2 separate regions of the Homo sapiens genome follow, and region 2 is linked to region 1. A link is a contact called in ENCODE Hi-C or POLR2A ChIA-PET data. All regions are on one chromosome and are shown on one strand. Each heading gives the region's core, a stretch centred on a gene start or an enhancer-like site at or near the end of the contact. The rest is flanking DNA. Distances are from core to core; before and after follow the strand shown. Region 1 holds the start of AHRR (aryl hydrocarbon receptor repressor). Region 2 overlaps LPCAT1 (lysophosphatidylcholine acyltransferase 1).

Region 1 (5,876 bases), core at 3,377-5,876:
ACGAGTTGTGGTGGATTCCTTGTGGAGGGGGTGCCAACCCGCAGGGAAGCAGGGCTGCCGTGCCCCCTGCCCAGCCACACTGCCAGCACAGACCCCATCCTCAGGCGCCTGCAGGGAGGCCACCCACGCCTTCCTGGGTGAGGGAAGCCCCTGAGCTAAACCTCACTGCACTCTGAGGCCCCAAGGGCCAGGCAGCTGCACACAGCCTGGGCCACGTGGGGGCAGTGCGGCTGCACCACGGAGCTCTCGGGAGCTGCTGACTGACCGGGAGGACCTGCCCGACACAGCCATGGGATTTATAGCCGCAGAGAGAAGACTACAGAGAGACGGGCCTTCGCCCTTTCAGCTCTCCCTTGTCAGGCAGGCTGTGCCCTGTGACCCTTCAGAGCCTGGGTTTGGGGGTGGAGGGGGTGGACAGCTGACCAGGTGCCTGGCGCAGGCCCAGTGTGGTGAGGCTGGGTCGCGGAGGCCAGGCCAGGCCAGCGGCCACGACCACCCACCAGGGACCCTCAGCGTCACGACCCCGGTCCCAAGACCCAAGACAGCAGGACATGGGGGCACAGCCATCTCTGGGGGCCTCTCCTTCCCCCCGCTCTGGGTCCTCAGTCATCAGTGCAGACATGGAGGTGCAGGTGCACGCCGTACACCCTCACCTGGGGCCCCTGGCCCATGCCTCCCCACCCTCCCTACCCTGATCTCCCCCCACAACCCTACACCTCCCCGGACAACCCTGCACCTCCCCCAACAGCCACCCTGCACCTCCCCGCCACAACCCTGCACCTCCCCCAACAACCCTTCAACTCCCCTCTCACCTTGCACCTGCCCCTCACCCTGCACCTCCCCCCATCCTGTACCTCCCCCCTTCACCCTCCACCTACTCCCAACCCTGCATCTCCCCCCAACCCTGCACCTCCCCACATCCTTCACCTCCCTCCTCACCTGGCACCTCCCCCCATCCTTTCCCTCCCCCAATCCTTCACCTCCCCCCTCCCTTCATCTCCCCCCTCACCCTCCACCTCCCCCCCGCACCCTGCACCTCCCACCCTTACCCTGCACCTCTCCCCATCTTTTACCTCCCTCCCACCCTGCATCTCCCCCCAACCCTGCACCTCCCCCCATCCTTTATTTCCCCCCACCCTGCATCTCCCCCCAACCCTGCACCTCCCCCCATCCTTTACCTCCCCCCACCCTGCATCTCCCCCCAACCCTGCACCTCCCCCAATCCTTCACCTCCCCCCTCACCCTCCACCTCCCCCCCTCACCCTGCGGCAAGCAGAGAGCTGACTCCAGCACAGTGAACTTGGAATGATGGAATGCACCCTGGAAGCAGCTCTGACGGGCGCCACCGTGACTGTGCCCAGCAGGGAGCTCCCTTGTGGTTTTTAACAAAAGACAAAATTCCCCAGGTCCTTCTCTGTGCTACAGGAGAAACTGGTGTGGGAGAGGGAACCCAGGCGTGACCAGGGAGAAACTGGTGTGGGAGAGAGAGGGAACCCAGGCGTGACCAGGGCTGCCCAAGCGGCTCCCTGTGAGGCATCAACGCTGGAGACACAGCAGTCATGGGGAACCCGGGGAACCCGGGAAACCCAGCCGCCATCAGAGAGCCAGAGAGCCGCAGGCGCCTGTGCGGGGTCCTGGCCTGGCCCGAGGGGTCAGCACACCCCTGTCTGCCTCTGAGGTCAGGGCCCTGGGGGCTCCTGACCTGGCCTGCCTGTGGGAGGCAAAGGTGTGGCCAGGAGAGGACAGGAGGGGGCAGTCACAGTCACCACTCCTGGAGGCCCATGAAGAGCAGCTTTGCCCCCACACTTCTGTGAAGCCAACTTGGGCCTGTTTGGGAGGGGCCTGGCGCTGCAGCCGGCCGTGGGCACCTGCCATGTGGCGGTCCACTGGAGGCCAAGTCCAGCTCATATGGCTCTGGGGACCCACCGCACCAGACTCCAGTGTGGGGGTACCCGGAGCTGGGGGTGGGTCCTCGGAGGCTTCCAGTCCTGCCCCAGCTGCCATCCCTGCCAGGTGTTAGCGCCTCTGGTTCAGAGTCCCGAGAGGACCAGTGGCCCAGGAGAAAGGGGTGTGTCTCCAGCTGCTGGGAGTGTGGGTGGGAGCCAGAGGGTTCAATGACACTGGGGACAGCAAGTCCGGACTGGAGGGAGGAGACCTCCTGAACAGGGTCCCCAGCACAGAGGCAGAAAGGAGACTCTGTGACTGGGGGTGTCAGCTGCATCTGGACCTTCGTGGTGGGGAGGGAGGCACGCCCAATAGCCCGTCTGAACGGGAGGTGGCTCAGGGATCCCCCATTGTGCTGGTGGGGTGCCCAGAGACTCCAGGACTCCACGTGGGGCTCTGCCTGCTAAACCCTGAGACTTTAGGGGCAGTGGCTCCCACGGCAGGGTCATCCTTTTTCTGCACAGTCCCACTGGCTGCCCCAGGTCCTGCAGAGACCTGAGACTTTGGGGACAAGCACAGGGGACAGGTGGGCGTGGATGGCCTGTGCCGGTCAAGGGCAGTGGGAAGGAAGGAGGAGCAGTTTCCTTCTGTACCCAGGAAATAGAGTAACAAAGTGTCTCATTCCAGTTGGTTCTGGTGGGACAGGGTAGGTGGAAGGGAACCCGTGCTTGCCCTGAGACATGGGGGTGCTGTCTTCCCATGCAGGGGGACTGCGGCTCACCACCATCACATTCTACCCACAGGTTCTTATTTTAACAGATCACAAAGGTACTATGTGCTTCTTGCAAAAATTTACAGGAATTGTAGACTTTTCAAAAAGTAAAAAGAAATTAAAGTTCACCTGTTACCTCAGAGTTATCCAGCTACACATTTTCTGTGCATAATTCACTTTACAAAAATTGGATCAAGATAAAACTAATGATTTTTAAAAATACAGCAATATAGTTGCACATTGTTCCATATCAAAAAATAAATGTGTGCACCCAGGGCTCCTGGCTGTCTCAGTGGCATAGTGGCTCATGCCTGTAATCCCAACACTTTGGCAAGCCGAGGTGGGTGGATCACCTGAGGTCAGGAGTTCGAGACCAGCCTGGCCAAGATGGCAAAACCACTATCTACTTAAAAAAAAAAAAAAATTAGCCAGGTGTGGTGGCGCGCGACTGTAATCCCAGCTACTTGGGAGGCTGAGGCACGAGAATCGCTTGAGCCCTGGAGGCAGAGGCTGCAGTGAACTGAGATCGCACCACTGCTCTCAGGCCTGGGTGACAAAGCAAGACTCTGTCCCAAAAAAGCCCATTTACTCAGCTCACATTTTTGAGCCTCTGCTATTCGACAGGAACCAGAGGTGAGCAGAGCCGACTTGGTGACCCCTGGGGACAGAGCGGCAGAACTCAGCAATTCTGGGCTGCCCTGCAGGAGCTACACCCGGGGAGGGGCGGTGGCCACTTGGGGGCAGGGTGGGCTTCTCAGCTGCGCCCACCCCACCTTGGGAGCTGTGTCTGGAAAAGAGACTTTTCCTGAGCCGACAGCAGACAGCGAGTGCAAAGGCCCCAAGGCCCGCACGCCTTATTCAGAGAACAGCAGGAGGCGCGGGGCGGGTTGGGGGCGTCAGGGAGACGGGGTTTGACTGAGAACCTGGGGGCGCCAGTGACAGCCTCGGCCGCGTTGCTGAAAACCGACCTTGCGGGATGAAGAGGGCGCGGTTCCCCCGGCTGGGATGAGGACCGCGGATGCTGAGGAGCGGACTCCAGGGACCACCGACTCCATGGCCGGCCCCAGCGAGGGCGAGAACGGGTGGAAGCCGGCCAGGGTCTGTGGAGACGTCAGGGTGCGAGGCCAGGCTGAGGTGTCCCCAGGGATCCCCTGAGGGTACAGGGAATTCAGCCAGGGCCTGCGCGCCCGGACGGAGGACTAGAGGGGGCCAAGGACCACCGGGAGGGGGAAGGAGAAGGCGCAGCCCGAGGTCGGAGGGGCCGGCGGGCGCGCAGAGGGCGCGGGGTGAGCCCTAAGGACCTGCAGGCAGGACCCTGCTCTCGGCCGCGCGGTCCCGGGTGCCGACCGGCGGGGTGGGCGGGGCAGGGGCACCCAGGGCCGCACACCTGCCGCGTGGGACCCTGAAATGCCCAGGACGAAGAACGTCGCACGGACGACCCTGCCGTGCCTGGCGCGCGTCCGCTTCCTGGGAAGCTCAGGATCCAAAAGCATCTTAATATTCTCTATAATTCGCCAAAAACCATGACTCCTTTTACATTTTCGAAACGACCTCATGGGGCAGGCGAGGGGGCACACGCTCTCCTCACTTTACCTGTTCGGGTCTACACCGCCCGGCTCTAGGGCCGGCAGCTCAGCACAGCCGGCCGCGAGCGCTGGGGAGGGGACGGGGGCGCAGGGAGAACCGGGGGACCCTGGGCGCACACAGACCCCAGGGGGAACGCAGGGCCTGGAGGGGCTCAGCGCGCGACCCCCGCCTCGGGGCACGGAGACTCCGGGGGATCACTGGGACGCGAAGGGCGCAGGGCGGACCCCAGGGGAACCGGATGGCGTCTCCGGTTCGCCAGGGCAGCTGGGGCAGCCGGACCCGAGACAGCCGGACCCGCGGGCGCCCTCTGCCGCCTCCCGGCCCTGGATGCTGCGGGGCGGGGCGGGCGGCTCGCGTGCCGGGGTGGGGCAGTCCCTGGAGCCGCCGCGGGTTCCCGGGATGCGAGCGCCGGCACCCGCCGCCACAGCTCCTGGCCAGGGCGCGCTGCCCCGCGGGTGTGCCTGAGCCTCCGCGCCCCGCAGGCCCTGGGTAAGTGTCCTGGGCGCCCCCGCAGGCCCCCGCCGCGTGCCGCCCGCGGTGGAGACGGGATGCGCTCCCGGGTGTGGGGCTGAGGGACGGGCGCCGGCGTCGGGACCCTCCTCACGCCGCATCCTCGCGTCGCCAGGCCCGGCGGCCCCGGGACGGGGCGGACACTCTGGGGTGCGGCTGGCTGGTCTCACTTAAAACTCGGACCTCGGAGGGAAGCCGCGGCGCGTCCACGGTTCGTGGTCCTCAGCGTCCCCTCGAGAGTGTTCTGAGCCTTCACTCCCCGGGCGTTCCGTGCGGGCCGCGCTCCCTGGGGCTGGGCGGGTGCGGGCGGCGGAGCGGGGCCCCGCTGTCGGGCCGAGGGCGCCAGGTCCGGGGGGCCTCACCCCCGGGAAAGGCCCATGTTCAGGCTTGGTTTCAGTAGCACCCAGTAGCGCTGAAGTCTTATTTTGAGCGGCCAGAATTCCCAGACCGGATGCCCTGAGAGAGCGATGTGGCGCCTGGAGTCCACGCTGGGACCCCTTCTGGGGAGGGGTCGCCATGGGCGCGTGACAGGCAGGGGCCACCCTCTGACCTCTTCTGCGAGGCCGGAGGTCAGAGACCTTGTGCAGAAGCGTCCCACGGGCCTGTCCCACGGGCCTGTCCGGCTGTGGCCTCCGGGATGGCAAGGGCAGGCGGGGAGGGGCTTCCTCCCTGGGCCTCCTGTGCGCGCGCACAGGCTCTCGTCTGCGGGGTTCTTGCAGAAGGGTGGGCGTGTGCGCGCGTTCTCCAAACGCCACCCCCACGGGGCCTCACAGCCGCCCCGGCCTGGCAACCGTCACCCATTTTACGAACGAGGACATCAAGGTAGGTCGCTCATCCAGCCTCTCAGAGCAAGTGACTGGCGGCGTTTGGACTCGGGCCGAGTGTGCCATACCCATCCCGCACAAAGCCGGGGCTCGATGCGGCCCCAGAGTCGCTGAAAAGCCACGAGTAACAAGAACTGGAGAACGTAGGATGCTGACCCGGCGGACGCCGCCGCCTGGGGAGCCGCTTCGACGGGGGGGACGCCACCGCCTGGGGAACGGCTTTTATTTTCGTTTTCTTACTTATCTGTATTCTCTAAAATGAACAGACACGAGTTTTACCACGGGAGAAAGGTTCTTAG
Region 2 (5,876 bases), core at 2,002-4,501, 1.2 Mb after region 1:
GCCACACTGGGACTGGCGCATTTTGCCAGCAAGAAGGTGACAGCGTTCTGCCGTCTTTTGGGCATTTGAGGCTCAAACTTTCCTTGACAAGGTTTGTAAATGGATGGTGCGGATATGAAGGTCACTGAAAGGAAACTAAGAATGTGAAAAGGAAAAAATCTACCTGGTTGATCACTTTCATTGGTATTCATACATCTAAAAATGAAAATATTTTGAACATTTTCAACATTCATCTCTTCAACAAAGTTGTGAGCTGTCAAAGGGTCCACGAAAGGAACCAGAAGTCACCACAAGCTGGGACCGGGGAGATGTCTCTGAGCTGGAAACCTGGGAGACGTCTCTGAGCTGGGACCAGGGGAGATGTCTCTGAGCTGGAAACCAGGGAGATGTCTCTGAGCTGGGACCATGGGAGATGTCTCTGAGCTGGAAACCAGGGAGATGTCTCTGAGCTGGGACCAGGGGAGATTATCTCTGAGCTGGGACCACGGGAGATGTCTCTGAGCTGGAAACCTGGGAGATGTCTCTGAGCTGGGATGGGGGAAGATTATCTCTGAGCTGGGACAAGGGGAGATGTCTCTGAGCTGGAGCCTGGGGAGATGTCTCTGAGCTGGGGCCTGGGGAGATGTCTCTGAGCTGGGGCCTGGGGAGACGTCTCTGAGCTGGGGCCTGGGGAGACGTCTCTGAGCTGGGACCTGGGGAGATGGTTTTGAGCTGGAGCCTGGGGAGATGGTTCTGAGCTCCCGAATCAGAGGGTGCTCCAGGTGCGCAGTAGAGGAGTCATCAGCCACGCCCCAGGACAATGGCCCTTTCAGGCCAGGACAGCAGGGAGCAAAATGTGGTTCCTGCTAAGTCTGAATTCTAACGAAAATTTCTGATAAGCTTGTCACTATCCTCTCCCTCGCAGGTCCGTGGATTATCTCTGAAATGACAAGAAACACGCAGGGCTCCACGAGGGCCCTGCACACAGCAGCATGGCTGTGGCCATTCTTCCTGCTGCGCCGAGATGAAGGTCAGTGCTGGGTCACCTGGGTTGATCTGGAAGAGGTGGAATCCCGGGCCTCTAGAAAGATAGGACTACAACGTCCAGCATCACCGCACCAAACACTCCTTCGTGTTGGTGATCTCCACAGGGAGGCACCAAGGGCACAGGGAGAGCCCGGCCAACGCTCAGATTCACTCTGGGTGGGCCAGCCCCCCTGTCCAAGGACCCCTGCAGCTGCGAGGGTGCCTGGGCACACAGCTCCACAATCCCCCTCCCTGAGCAGATGACGAACGACCATGGGCCTTTGCCACAGTGGGGGGGCAAATGTGGTTTCCTGGGTATGCCAGAACCACAGGATGCAAAGGGTGCTGAGTGGAGCTGGGGCTGCCCCATGAGCCTGTGGAGCTTGCAGAGCGGGGAAACCTGCGTGTGAGAGCCAAGGCCATCACTCGGATGGTGCCTGCAGTCCAGTCTCGCCTCCAGTGCCGGCCTGTCCAGCCTCCTCCAGGCTTCCCCAGCCAGCCGAGTGCAGTGAGCCCTCCAGTCCCACCAAGGACCATCCCCGATTTCCAAGCCTGACCCAGGCAGACTCAGGCCACCCACAACTGCCCAGCTGCAGGCACAGTCTGGACACCTTCCGGCTGCTGCAGGCCCAATCCCCCATGGGCCATGCCAGGGTTCCTCACCCCACTTCCAGCCTTCCTATCCCAGCTGTGGCCACCACCCTCAGTGGTCAGCACCACAGAATGTGTCCCCACCCAGTCCATACTGAATGTGTCCCCCCAGATATTTTCTAGAAAACTGTCATATGAATGCTAACGTTAGGTGCTGCATGGAAACAGAGCCGGCAGGAGTGGCCAGGTGAGGGCCCCGGCCATAGGCGACGCCCCTCGTCCCAGCAGCTCCTTCCCTCAGCACCGCCCACTGCCAACCCAGGACCCGCTGTGCCCCAGAACGTGCTGTGCTGTGCTGATGGCGGCTGTGAAGGAAGCACGAGGACAGAACGGGCCCAGATGCCCTGAAGAGCACCGAGGACAGAGCTCTGGTGGGTCAGGGCTGCGCACAGGTGGGTGAGGGGCCACGCAGGGCTCCCTACAGTCCTCCCAGAGCAGTGGGTCCATGGGATGCGGCCCCCAAAGATGGGTCCACATGCTGACCCTGGAACCTGTGAATGAGGCCTTATTTGGAAAAAGGTTTTTACAGAGGTAACTCGTTAAGGATCTCAAGATGAGAGCATCCTGGATCACCCAATGACTGGTCCTTATAAGAGACTCATAGAGGAGACACTTGGAGGGAGCCAGGCCAGTCGACCACTGAGGCAGAGTCAGAGGGACGCAGCCCCCAGAGGAGGAAGAGGCAGGAAGGGGCCGCACAGGGCCTTCGGCCCAGAGACGCCTTGATTTTGAACATCTGGTCCCCAGATGACGAGAGGGTGAATCTCTGCTGGAGTGAGCCCCCGGCTTTGGGGAGGGGTCATGGCAGCACCAGGTGCTCAGGTCCCTGGTTCACGGCACAGCCGCGGTGCATGGGCAGCCCTGCCGACCTGCTCCCAAAGACTTCCAGAACTGCCATCTGATAAAGGTGAGCCACCCTTGCCAAGCAGACCTGGAGCAAGCACTGTAGCCTGTTATGATAGTGAGGGCACTCAGGTAGCAATAAAAATAACAATTACAACAACGAAAATTACACAGGAAACCCCAACACAGAAAATGGGGCACAAGGCCAATGTGCCCGGCGGTGGGGGCTCGATCACTCCCAGCAGCGTGGTGGGGGGGGGGTCCCTCACTCCCGGTAGGGAGGGTCTCACTCATTTCCAGCAAGTGGGGGTCCCTCATTCCTAGCAGGGAGGGATCTCTCATTCCCAGAAGGGGGGGTCCCTAAAAACCAGCAGGGAGTCCCTCATTGCCAGCAACAGAGGGGGTCTCACTCATTCCCAACAGAGGGGGGACCCTCACTCCCAGCAGGAGGGGAATCTCTTATTCTCAGCAGCAGGGGGATCTCTCACTCCCAGCAGGGCAGGGTCCCTCACTCCCAGCAGGGGTGTCTCACTCACTTCCCCAGATCGGGATGTCTCTGCTCTCTGCCTTCATCACGATGGAGGACATCGTCATGGTCACAGGGATGGCGTCGAAGTAGGACGAGTGAGGCGCGAGCGTGAGGATGGCCGCCTCGGTGGGCAGCGCCTGCCGCCCCTTCACGGCCACCCGGTGGAAGCCGCCGGCGAACCACATGGTGCGCATGATGGCCTTCAGCAGGAAGTCCACAACCCTGCAAAAGAGGGCGCTGCGTCACGCGGGCACACGTCCGCAGTCTCGGAGTCTGTGTGAGGCACAGGGGCGGTCCCACGGGAGAGCCCTCCAGGGCGCAGTCCAGGCCACGGGCTTCCTGTGGTCGCCGCCGCTGGGACATCTGCTTGAGGGAAGAAAAGACGCCGCGCCTTCCTGGCCTCCGCCTGTGTCCTCGCTGGCTGCGCTCTCACCTACGAAGGAGGCCGCGGGGCCCTGTGTGGTGGTCACGGGCCACGCGGCAGGCAGTGCTAAGACAACATGAGACTCCGGAACACAGACAGCACAAGTCCCAGGCCAGAAGACCTCCGGACCTTCATGTTAGCAACTTATTTATCAGCATCCTATCATTTTGAAATGGGAAAAACATTAAAACACCTAAAACGCATATCGCAATATGGGGGGGGGGGCGCTCAGAGCTGAGGGCGGAAGCTGAGACCTGCGTGCGAACTTCCCCATCTCATCTCCACAGGAAGCCCGGGGTTCCCACAACCAGGCGTTGTGTTATTACAGTGAGCTGTTTCTGGAGGAAATTAGATGGCCAATAAATTTGGAAAATAAAGTAAAAATCAGCCTAGGTTAACTGAATTTGTGTACTCTTTATCTCTTTTTAAAATAGGTACAAATTTAGCCTTTTAAATGTGTGTATTCTCTTTCATATGAGGCTACAGATTAGGCTGTTATTCCACACCTCAGGGAATTGACACGCAGCAGACAGCCACGGTGTGTGAGAAGCCACAGGTCAGGCACACAGAGAACATGATTCAGCCTCATGAGAAGCCACGGCTCACTCGGCCACTGGGTTAAGTGGGCGCATCACACTGGGTAAAACTACTGCACAGAGAAACAAGAGCCTGAAGCCTTACTGGATTCACATTGCCCTGGGACAGATGATCCTCCCAGAAGACTTCCAGGACAGGGGTCCCCATGGATCTGAGCCAAGGCGGTTGCTAGGAGGGCACAAAGCCTCCTCTCGTGGGGCCACCTTGGAATGGCCTTTGTGTATGCGATGATAAACAATGGTGTAGTTACACATGGAGATGCTGGGGACCAACCCAGGGTGCTGCTTGTCTAGAGGAGGGGGGATTACACAGGTGTGCACTTCTTCACCACCTGTTCAGCTGCATATTTAAAAATGTACTTTTCTGGCCAGGCATGGTGGCTCACGCCTGTAATCACAGCACTTTGGGAGGCCAAGGCAGGTGGATCACTTGAGGTCAGGAGCTCAAGACCAGCCTGGCCAACATGGTGAAACCCTGTCTCTACTAAAAATACAAAAATTAGCTGGGCATGGTGGCAGGCGTCTGTAATCCCAGCCACTCAGGAGGCTGAGGCAGGAGAACTGCTTGAACCCAAGGGGCGGAGGTTGCAGTGAGCCGAGATTGCGCCACTGCACTCCAGCCTGGGCAACAGAGTGAGACTCCATCTCAAGAAAACTAAACTAAAAAATAAAGATGTACTCTTCTGTGCACATGTTATTTTCCACAAAAAAAAAAAAAAAGTACAAAAACAAAAGCCAAAAGACAGCAATTGATGCCTAAGATGGAAGAAACAAGGCAGCGGCGGAGGGAGAAGCGAGGCTGCAGAGGAGGCTGCGGCGGGCACAGGAGCCAGTCTCGGGCAGGTTCAGGGGCAGGAGAGAGGACAGCAGGAAAAAAGGGATTAAAACCCGGGCGGCCCTTAGAGGAACACACCTGCCAGCCCCGAAATCGAATTGCAGGGACAGACGGTGCTCAGGGGAACTGTACTGGGTGTCGGGGCAGGGAAAAAGCAGCCTCAGCTCTTCTCTAAAGATCTTGGAGGAATTTTATACCCAAACTATCCACATGTGAAAACCCGGACTGCTGGTGTGGATGACAGCCTCAGAGAAAAGCTCCGCTTGCTGTGGGGTTGGGGACCCAGCACCCACTCACCCCAAGGCAAAGGGAGCCAGCACAAGCCCAGGGTGCTCAGGTGCCTGGGCAGCCCATTCCCAGGGGAATGTGAATCAGGAGACAGATCTATCTGCATACACAGGAGCGGGGATCTCCATCAGCACCCCCAGGAAATCCACTCCGTCCTACCGCCCTCACACGGACGACACCCAAGAATCCTGAGACGTGTGAGCAGAGCAGCTGCATGGCAGAGAAGCAGAGGACTGACCCCAAGGAGACAGAAAGGGTGGGCATCAGAAGAGGGGTGCAAAACATCCACCACGCTCGCCAAGAGAGTCTGGAAGAACAGGGCGCTGAGGAGCATCAAAGAACAAGAAAACACTCTCAGAAACCAAGACTGTCACTGTGGAGACAAGCAACTCACAGGAAAGACTGGGAAATGAGGAGGAGGAAATCTCCCAGAACATGCAGGGGGAAAAGGAGGAAGGCCGCTGAGGCCTGCATCTCCTCAAGCCAGCTGGCATGTGGAGGTGGGTGGGGGAAGCCCACACGTCTAAGCGTGAGGGGCAGGCGCAGGCCCCGGCTCTGCAGGTTCCAAATGTTCTGCTGTGAGCAGAGGCAAGAGGCAGAGTGGAGCCGGCCCTGGAGAGGACCTATACACATGTACACAGCCTGAGTGCTGGCTACGGTGCCAGGCCGGTGGGGTAGGGCAAAGGAAGGGGCCCTGGGGCCACG

Evidence for each region. A loop is a pair of places that touch in the nucleus more often than their neighbours do. ChIA-PET counts read pairs that join two places held with the same protein, here RNA polymerase II (POLR2A). Pooled maps may share reads with other maps.
Region 2: a map with no recorded cell type shows a loop between it and region 1 (4-fold over the local background). The contact joins the enhancer-like site here to the promoter of AHRR in region 1. A Hi-C loop is called at or near these places in 2 of 37 single-sample maps with no recorded cell type and 3 of 50 pooled maps. POLR2A ChIA-PET finds 5 or more read pairs at or near these places in 1 of 52 experiments (GM12878).

What each region holds. Positions count from the first base shown.
Region 1 is chr5:317,088-322,963 of GRCh38, forward strand. AHRR (aryl hydrocarbon receptor repressor) reads left to right here and starts at 4,627. Exons shown (of 11, transcript NM_001377236.1): 1 at 4,627-4,732. All of the region lies in intron 3 of PDCD6-AHRR (PDCD6-AHRR readthrough (NMD candidate)), which reads left to right. RefSeq lists enhancers at 1,430-1,729, 4,863-5,430, 5,519-5,638 and silencers at 3,839-4,098, 4,249-4,738, 4,829-5,208, 5,219-5,278.
Region 2 is chr5:1,491,665-1,497,540 of GRCh38, forward strand. It overlaps LPCAT1 (lysophosphatidylcholine acyltransferase 1), which reads right to left. Exons shown (of 14, transcript NM_024830.5): 3 at 3,036-3,250. It overlaps LOC124901162 (a long non-coding RNA gene), which reads left to right. Exons shown (of 2, transcript XR_007059103.1): 1 at 1-1,009; 2 at 1,808-3,855. Among named protein-coding and RNA genes, the nearest start is that of MIR6075, 16 kb to the right of the region's middle. RefSeq lists an enhancer at 2,273-3,472. Within about 2 kb of position 3,252, at least 10 of the 41 ENCODE cell types and tissues checked have a DNase peak (open chromatin) inside an H3K27ac peak, as active enhancers do; they include GM12878, where a contact is called at or near this core.